2 separate regions of the Homo sapiens genome follow, and region 1 is linked to region 2. The links are chromatin loops, found by intact Hi-C in ENCODE. Cell type or tissue: right lobe of liver. All regions are shown on one strand.

Evidence for each region. Hi-C counts contacts between places; a loop is a spot of excess contacts. Peaks named below come from ENCODE experiments on the same cell type or tissue, not always from the same donor. Only the 100,000 strongest peaks of a DNase experiment are listed, where the experiment ranks them.
Region 1: a loop joins it to region 2, with 2.8 times the contacts of the local background. A loop is called at or near these places in 12 of 110 quality-filtered maps.

Annotation. Positions count from the first base shown.
Region 1 is chr18:74,478,844-74,483,843 of GRCh38, forward strand. No RefSeq gene overlaps it. Among named protein-coding and RNA genes, the nearest start is that of CNDP2, 15 kb to the right of the region's middle. RefSeq lists a cis regulatory region at 1,196-1,874. In right lobe of liver, no CTCF peak of the experiment used is centred here; DNase peaks (open chromatin) are centred at 1,718 and 2,338; H3K4me3 peaks cover 275 bases; H3K27ac peaks cover 2,379 bases.
Region 2 is chr18:74,366,201-74,371,200 of GRCh38, forward strand. No RefSeq gene overlaps it. Among named protein-coding and RNA genes, the nearest start is that of LINC01922, 41 kb to the right of the region's middle. In right lobe of liver, no CTCF peak of the experiment used is centred here; DNase peaks (open chromatin) are centred at 1,921 and 2,991; H3K4me3 peaks cover 1,254 bases; H3K27ac peaks cover 2,126 bases.

The DNA.
Region 1 (5,000 bases), 110 kb after region 2:
GACGCAGATGGTTTCTTAAATTTTATTTTGTCAAATTAAGTACAACGAAGAGCTAAACGGTTTTTGGAAATAGATATCATGACTTGAATCAGGAGATGGCAGAAGCCTCCAGAATGGGGCCCATGTGATATCCTGGGCAGTGATTTGCTGCAGCAGCTGGGACCCAGGTGCCTTAGCTGTCTTTGCCTGATGGTTCTGAGCAGCTCCACCCTCCTTAATTAGCCCAAGGCTGGAATCAGGCTTGTGCAACATGAAGGTTTTGCAATTTAGGGATTGCCCTAAGAAAAGGAACTCAAAACTACACGTAAAAGAATGAAGCACAAAAGTGAATGCTTATTTAGAAGGAGCCTTTGGGGAGGAGCCCTGCAACTTAAATTTTATTGATTTCATGGTAGATAACGTCTATGACTCGGCTTCAATATCGTAGCACAGGCTGGGCTCTCTCTGGTGCTAATCAACCATCAATCAAGCGTCACTGACAAGCCATCCTTGCTTCTCGTGTGTGGATAACTGGTTGTGTTCTTAGGCCTTCCAAGGAGGGACTCCTATGTTCAAGGGCCACGAGGCTCTAGACAGTGGGCTGGCAGAGGCTGTACATTCTGTGCTATCTGTGCCAGGACTCCCCAGCCCTGCTCCCAACACTCCGTGGATGAATGGCAGTTATCTGCCGCATGCCTGACGGAACTAGCATTTCTATACTACAGTTCCATGCAGTGAAATTACTGGAAGACCCGGTCTTGGGCATCATTTCGCTCATGCTTTTGTGCTTCACATGAGTTGCTTAAAGCAACTCACCCGCGATACTGTGGGTGGCTGGGGTATTCATTTCTCACCCTGGCCCAGGGGAGGCTGCTGTGCCCTGACAGTCAGCCCCTCGGCTAGGGGTTCGCACTGTCATCTCCTGGCTACAATTTCTGGTCTCCGCTAAGCATTCTTTTCTTCCCATTTCCCACCAATTTTTCTTCCTCTTTTTATTTCTCTTCTTCCTTTTAGAACTACCAGTAACCCTCAGCTGCCCTAGACATTGCTCATGAGCGGGTTTGTTTGGCTGACTCTGCAGCGTGAGACATGGTTGGGCATAGGAGCTGTATGAGTCTGTTTCCACGCTGCTGATAAAGACATACCTGAGACTGGGCAATTTACAAAGGAAAGAGGTTTAAGGGACTTACAGTTCCACATGGCTGGGAGGCCTCACAATCATGGCTGAAGGTGAAAGGCATGTCTCACGTGGCAGCAGACAAGAGAAGAGGGTTTGTGCAGCGAAACTCTCCTTTTTAAAACCATCAGATCCCATGAGACGTATTCACTATCACGAGAACAACACAGGTAAGACCTGCCCCCATGATTCAATTACCTCCCATAGGGTCCCTCCCACAACATGTGGGAATTCAAGATAAGATTTGGCTGGGGATACAGCCAAACCATAATAGGAGCCATTGGAGGATTGAGTCAAAGTGGTTTCAGGAGGCCAGGAACACAGAATCTGCTTTGTAACCCTATGTAAATAATACGTGACTCAGGATAGCATGCCCCAAAATTCACGTCCACCTGGATTTCAGAACAGGACTTTATTTGGAAATAGGGCCTTTACTGATGTAATTCATTAAAATGAGGTCGTACTGAATTAGGGCAGGCCCTAAACCCAATGACTGATGTCCTTATAAGAAGAGGAGGGGCACACAGAGACACACAGGGACAAAGGCCATGTGAAGACAGAGCCGAGGTTGGAGTGACGTGACCCAGGAGCCCTGAGGTTTGCTGGGGAGGAAGGGTTCTCCCTCATGGCTGCAGAGATGGCGTGTCCCTGACAGTGACTTGACCTCAGACTTCTGGTCTCTGGATCTGTGAGACCATGCATTTCTGGGTTTTGTGAGCCATCCAGTTTGTGCAATTTGTTACCACAGCCCCAGGCACCCAAAATACATGGAAATAAATTACTTTGATAAACCAAGTCTCCAGTGTGTGGCTGACTGTAAGGTACTGAGAGAGAAAAACACTGCAACTTGCCTGTTTATGCCTGGATTTTTCAGCGTGGCTTTCATTTCCTAATTAAATGCAAGACCTTAAAGCAAATGGGTCCAGGAAAGGTAATACATTGATTTGACTCAGACTTAATGGTAAGTGATGTTTCTGAGCCAAACATTGTTTTGAAAACCTTACTTGGGCACTGACAGTGCCAAGTATTTGAATGCAAACAGAAAATGCAGTCACATAAGTGAACATTTCTTCATGCATTTGGTTATTTTGCTATGTCCGAAGAAGGAATGAAAATCTCCGGTCTCTGCTTGCGGACTCTGTGTGGTAACACATGAGGCACAGGGCGTGGGCTGGCGTTTGGCCTGCCTCCTGCTTTCTTCCATTCCTCTGGCCCTGGGTAGACTGCTATCACCTAAAGCACACAGAACTTTGGATATTTGCAGGAACTTTTGATGGTTTCAATTTCCCTTTGCTTATCAAGGGTTTTTTTTTTTTTTTTTTTTTTTTAGACGGAGTCTTGCTCCGTCGCCCAGGCTGGAGTGCAGTGACGCAATCTTGGCTCACTGCAAGCTCCAACTCCCGGGTTCACACCATTCTCCTGTCTCAGCCTCCTGAGTAGCTGGGACTACAGGTGCCCGCCACCACGCCCAGCTAATTTTTTTGTATTTTTAGTAGAGACAGGGTTTCAACGTGTTAGCCAGGATGGTCTTGATCTCCTGACCTTGTGATCCATGTGCCTCGGCCTCCCAAAGTGCTGGGATTACAGGCGTGAGCCACTGCGCCCAGCCCTTATCAAGGGTTTTAAAGCTGTTTATATTCTGAAACAGGCTAGTGCTTTTTTCTCCTCTCACATAAAAAGCAAGTTGGGAAAATAGTTTCAAACTGCCAATAAAAGGTGTAGAAATTATGAATGTTTTTAAATCCCCAAATATACCCTTCTCTTCTCAAATAAGAAAATGGAAGGTAACTGGAAAGTCAGTCCATCAAAAAGGGAAAATTAGGCTGGGCACAGTGTCTCATGCCTCTCTAATCCCAGCACTCTGGGAGGCTGACGCAGGCAGATCACTTGAGGTCAGGAGTTTGAGACCAGCCTGGCCAACATGGCAAAACCTCTTCTCTACTAAAAATACAAAAATAAGCTAGCCATGGTGGCACATGCCTGTACTCCCAGCTACTCAGAAGGCAGAGGCAGGAGAATCACTTGAACCCGGGGATGGAGGCTGCAGTGAACTGAGATCACACCACTGCACTCCAACCTGGGTGACAGAGTAAGACCCTGTTTAAAAAAAATAATAATACTTAATTAAAAATAAAACAGGGAAATTGAAACCATCATCTCTTAACTGCCTTTACTTGCAGAAGAATAAACCACCTTGGCTTAGAAATAGTGATGATATAAAAAATCGTGAAACAGTAAGTACAACAGAGATGCTTTGGCAGAAATCTACTACGAGTTATTGATTAATGAGTATAATTTTGGGTGAACACATATATATTTTTATTATGTTTTAGTCCCTTTATTTTAAATCTGAAGTAAGCTGCAACAAGTGTTGTATGTTTATAATTAAATCCAGCATTCAGTTCTTTTCTACATAATCCATGCAATACGAGGAGTGAGGACAAGCAAGATTCAACATAAAACAAAGGTTTTTTCCTGATTAATTAGTGAATATAACCTTCAAATATTTGGATTTTTAAAAAAATAAATGGGAAATGAATAATGGCATTCTTGCAGTATCTAGGGATGACATAAATCCAGAAGGCTCACCCCAGGCTCACAGATGAATCCTGACAGTTTGTCACCTTGTAGAAGGTGACAAACCTGTCAATCAGCATGATTAGTTGCAAAGTTTCAAAATTAGCTTGAAGCTCACAACGGCATGGTAATGAAAATACATTAGTAGAGTAGAATAGATGCAAATGATTATGATAAAAATAAATCATTTTATTCAAGCTATTGTCATAATACAATGCATACATGAAAACAGAACCCAATAAGTAAACTCGGCCACCGGCCATCTCAGACCTTCCCAGCGTGGGCATCCGTGTGAGAGCCCGGGATTCTCAAAGCTCCCCTTGTGCTGCTCATGGGGCAGCTGCCCGCTTCCGACCTGTGTGTTTCCTGAAGTCTCCTTTCGTGTGATGGGCCGCAGCATGACATAAATTCTCTCTTCATGTATTCAGGTACATGAACCTCTAACCACAAGTGGAGTGCTACCATTTCTCCCAACAAGAAGTTCACGGTTTTCTCTTTGAAATACAAAAAATGGGGGACTTTGTGAAGCCGTGCTTAGAAATGCCAAATGGAAATTAAACTACATTTTGAGAATTAAACTATATTTTGGAAATTCTGCCAAAGTTAACTTTTTTATGTTGAGCGTCTTTTTTTTTTCAATAAAAGACAAAAATGCATGAGTCCAGTCACCTTTCAGGGTTTTGGAAAGCCTAACAAGGATGTTTTCACAAATGTAGACAAGACAGCCCCTCTTCTCAGCCACCACCCTCAGCTTGCCACACATGCAGGTTAAATGAAAGTAACTAGAAAGGTGGCAGATTACAGAGGAAAAAATATAGCCTCGAGGTTTGCTCTGAGGATCGAAGAATGAAATGAATAATGAAACGTACTTTGTGAACTGCTAAGCATTACAATTTTTGAACGGTACTGTTTCTTTTTTTTTTTTTTTTTTGAGACGGAGTCTCGCTCTGTCACCCAAGCTGGAGTGCAGTGGCAGGATCTTGGCTCATTGAAACCTCTACCTCCCGCATTCAAGCAATTCTCCTGTCTCAGCCTCCTGAGTAGCTGAGACTAAAGATGTGCGCCACCACCCCAGCTAATTTTTGTATTTTTAGTAGAGGCGGGGTTTCACCATATTGGTCAGGCTGGCCTCGAACTCCTGACCTCAGGTGATCCACCCACCTAGGCCTCCCAAAGTGCTGGGATTACAGGCATGAGCCACCACACCTGGACTGAACGGTATTTTTTAAAGGGCGTTTCTGCATTTTTCTTCGATTTAATGACTGCA
Region 2 (5,000 bases):
CCAGCCAACAAGTGGTCTATTTAAAGTAAGAAAAATAAAGGGTTACAAATGGAAAGGAGGCCTGGCAGGTGGGGGGCCTCTGACCACAGCTGAGGAACAGGGGCCTCCACTGTCCAATCTGCTGTCCAACAAGCTGAGCTCTTTTCGCCCTGGAGTGGGGGGATCCTGTTTTTGTTATTGATAAATTCTGGTCGTCTTTTGGACAGCCGCTTGCAGGGGAGAGATCCAGCACGATTCCAAGGAAATGTATTTCCTTTTTTGGAAGTTTAGAAAGTGGAACAAGAAATGATTGTCTTCCAGATCCATTACTTATGTAGGAAAATGTGTCTATTAATAAGGAAATTCTTCACAAGATGGAAATCACTTCATATAATGGTAAGACTATAAAATGCTTTCCTGAGATAGTATTGCAATTTTTAACTTCTGAGTGAATTGAAAAGTCCTAGAAATAAACAGAATTCTCAGACAATGTGGTTGCCAACCAATACACCCACAGCTTAGTAGAACTAGATTGTAAGCCTCACATATGACCTGCTGTGGCATGAAATGTAATCATATGAGGCTATTAGAGAAGTTCATACTATACATGGTTAGTGATAAGAACGCGAATTGAGCTGTGATCTTAGGTCTGCAGCTGGCTTGCATGGCTTTTACTTTGAGGGCCTCTTTTTAAAAAAATCAACTCATGTGAGTTCCAGAAAATAACAATAGCTCATACTCTCTGTTTCCAATTTAGTTTAACAGATATCCACATAATGAAGATGCTGAGAGATAGACCTGAGGACAAAGAGTGGTGAAGGAAGCTCCATGATGGAGCTACTTGTGACCCACGGGAATCTAAGGTATTACTATTTTATGTGTCTTCTTCAGGATTAACTAGAGAACAAGAGTACACCAGAAAACTATTCCTTTCCTCACTTGAAAAGCAAATGCAAGTTGTTACAGTGCGCAATAGGAAGCACTATGAAGAAAGAGCCAGGACCGAGCATATCTTCAATTTTAAAGGGAGGGGGAAATGCCCCCCTCCAAAAATTAAGTGACTCAGAAAAGCAGGAGATAGTCACCAAAAAGTTTGATTGTTTAAGAATGGATGGGGGAACAGAATTCACAGCTATGGTCAGTATTGAAAACGGGAAACATGGATAGATGGGAGGCAAGTCCACCCAGCATCTTATTAATCACAGCAGGGTTACTGCGGGCCTCCAGGATGGCTCCCACGGAGTCCCACCTTCCTCTGCGTGTGGCCTGTGTCATCTGTTCCCATAGCCAAGCCTCAATCAAATCCCTGGCCCACAGAAACAGCAAGGAATAAATATTCACGGCTGTTTTCGGCCACTGGATGTTGGGGTTAATTTGTTACATGGCAATAGATAACTAACACAGTGGTGCAGTGTAGGAACAAGGTCAAGAACCAGGGTTTGCAAGCAAAATGGCTAGGTAAGCCCTTGAGAACAGTCATATGAAAAATATGAGAAAATGTCTGGCAAATTAGACTGTGCAAATTAGACTGGGCTCACTCTCACCTCACTTTGCATAGGAGGAGAACAAAGCTCTGAAGCCTTACTACCCAAAACAGATTCCTCAGAAACTCTGGGGAAACCTGTGTTCTTACCAAGTCCACCCACTCCATGGGAAACACTGATCTAACTGTTATCTCAAGATTGGGAAATGACAAAATGCCAGGGCTTCTTTCCCCAGTTAACTCCCCCCAGTGTTGCTAACATACAAGAGCCTGGTCAACCTGAGTCAGGGTTAGGTGCCCCCTTCCCAGTACCCTGTCTTTTCCCTTTCACGGGACTTTCTTGGTTTTGTAATTGCCCTTTTACTTCTCTCTGGGCCGTGCTGGCCTCCTGAGCCAGTCCTGGGTGGCAGGAGCCATGTGGTATTGCCATGCCTGGCAGCCTGGAAAGAAAGCCAAGGCTGTGAGAGGCAAGGTGACCTCTGCCTGAGGTCAGTTCAGCAGGCCGGTGACACACAGAGCAAGAATCGGATCTTTCAATGCTTAGCGCGGTATTCTCCCTGCTAAGCCACACAGTATGTCGCTACTTTCAAGAAGTGTTTAAAAACACGTGATCTAGGCCGGGCATGGTGGCTCACGCCTGTAATCCCAGCACTTTGGGAGGCCAAGGTGGGCAGATCACCTGAGGTCAGGAGTCAGGAGTTCAAGACCAGCCTGGCTGCCATCGTGAAACCCCATCTTTACTAAAAATACAAACATTAGCCAGGCGCCTGTAATCCCAGCTACTTGGGAGGCTGAGGCAGGAGAATCACTTGAACACAGGAGGCAGAGGTTGCAGTGAGCGGAGATCACGCCACTGCACTCCAGCCTGGGTGACAGAGCGAGACTCCATCTCAAAAAATAAAAAATTAAAAAAAAAATTTTTTTAATGTAAAAATTGGCTGGGCATAGTGATGTGTGCCTGTAATCCCTGCTACTTGAGAGGCTGAGGCAGGAAAATTGCTTGAAGCCGGGAGATGGAGGTTTCAGTGAGCGGTGATCGTGCCGCTGCACTCCAGGCTGGGTGACAAGGGTGAAACTCCGTCTCAAAAAACGAAACAAACAGAAAAATGTGATTTAAAGGAAGGACCTAGAAGGCACGTTCACATGGTCATTTTCATGGGTGTCAGCAGTCTCCGCTGTATGTACATACAACTCCTTTGAAAACCTTTCTTCAGATTAGTAGCTCTCCGTCTTTTCTGTCCTTCCTTGTTCCCATGTAAACTCACTTCTCACTTCACTCAGGGGTGACCGAGGCTTTGAGGGCAGTGCCTGGAGCTGATCTATTTGAAAAGCCGCTCCTGAAGTTAGCTGTATAGTCAGGGAGTGCCTTCCCCACTTCTCCTCTGTTGTCCTCGGGAATCACTCTTAATCGGCTTGGGCCAGTGCCCTGAAATCTTCCTAGTTTACAGCACTGAGAACTTTTTGAGAAACAAGCGTAAACACTCCTCAGTTATCAGCAGAGATGATTGGCCCTCAGAGATTGTGATCAAGGATCCAAAGTCCATCGAGCAGTAACACATTTTCCTGCCAATCCCCAGTCCCCAGCCAGGCAGTTGTTTTGCAGGCGGGGAAGCCGGGGGACTGACAGAGCCCCCGACGCACGTGGCCATGTGATCCACCGCCTCAGAAGGTCCCCAGGAAATGTGGTAAACTTGCTACGGCTCCCAGTGTAAATGACAGCTAATGGTTACAACTGAGATTTTTATGGCTTATCTATAAAACAAAGAACTTTTATATATTGTAAAATTGAGTAAGCTTGGTATTTCCCAGAGCAATAAATTCAGCCATTTTCCTCCCAAGAACTTTAGGACTTTGTAAACCAAAGTAAACCACACTATGTACAAGGCTGTGGAGATGAAACAAAGGAAAGTATTTTTAGTTAAATTTCTCTTTAACCAGATTTACCACATTTCATTACTTTGCTGCCTACTATTGCTCTGTGGTCCCTAAGGAAATAAGTAGATGAAATTGAGAATAAAAACAACATAAAGGAGGATATTCAATACCCCAGGTTGCATATAGTCAATCGGGTCACACAATGATTAAATTTAGCTCTAGTTAACCTGATTTCAAGTGCGGTTCCATTCTGGGGCTCTGAGAAACAGAATACTTACTCTAAATTATCAGAAAATATTTATATTGAAACATATGGTTTTGAGTTTCCCTGCCGGATAGGAATACTAACACACAGCAGGCAGGTTCTACTTTCAGGGATCACTGAACATGGCATTTGCCATCAACTTCACAACTTTATTTGGCCAAGGAGAACATCAACCAGCACTCCTTGCTGCTCACCTCTTCACAGACCTGTGTACACACACACACCTCCCCTATCTGTAGCATCTTGGCCCTGTCGTGTCTAGGAAAGAATATAGATTTCCATTGTCTTATGGGAACTGTGACATTTTGACAGGCAGCTCCATTTAGATTTAGTCCTCCAAAATTTTGCCAGCCTTGAATGTGTTGTAACATTGTTTGGAGAGAGGCTCCAAATTGTGGAAAATCTGTGTAAGTCAAGAGAAAGAATTTTCAGACACTTAAAGCTGATGATATAACCAGGCTGTGTAATTTCTTCCTGGGGAAAGGGAGGGGTGGGGTTTCCAAATCAGATTGGTTCTCTCTTGCCTGAACTGGTTTTAATTAAATAGTAATTCTGCAAGGAGAGTATGGAGATGCCCCAGATGTCCCCTCAAGATTCTGTCAAGCCTGCCTGCGGTTGACTGAGTCACAGGACACAGAACAGAAAGGGATCTTCCTCCTTGTGAGCCCAGCGCCTTCACTTGTCAGGGAGGGAGCTGAAATATGAGGATGCTATGCTGTTCCCACTCACACAATGATTATGAGCAAATACCACTATGTCACTTGGTATATTTCCATCTTCCCCTTGTTTCTTTTAAAAAAATTTTATTGTGAAGAATATAATGGATTCAAAAGAGTTCATGCAGTCATGTGTACAACTGAAAGAATAATAGTGAATAATAATGAAACAGAGACCTTGCACTCTCACCCAGGCTGAGAGACAGACCCCCGCAGGAACTTCAGAAGCTTCCTAAGAGCTCTTCCAGGGGTCGCCCTTGCTTTTCTTTAGAGTTTCACCACTGATGTATCCATCTCTATACAGTACATCGGAATGTCATCTAAATGGACTCAATACTGTATGTGTTTTTCTGTGACTTTTTTCTTTTTCTCAACATTATGTTTTGAGGTTCAACCCTGTCAATGCCTTAGTTGTAGTTTATCCATTTTCATTTAGATATACAGTCTCATCATATGAATCTACCATAATTTATCTAGTCCACTATTGAAGGAATTTGGATCATCCCCAGTTGTCATTTGTTTGTTTTTGTTTGTGTGTGATTTGCATATGTGTAAGTTTCTCTGGACCCTAGAGGTGAAAGTGAAGGGAGAACCACCTTTAAATTGAAGTGGCATTTGAGCCGAGTCCCCAGTGGTAAGAAAGAGGCAGCCATATGAACAGAGCAGAATGTTCCAAACAGGA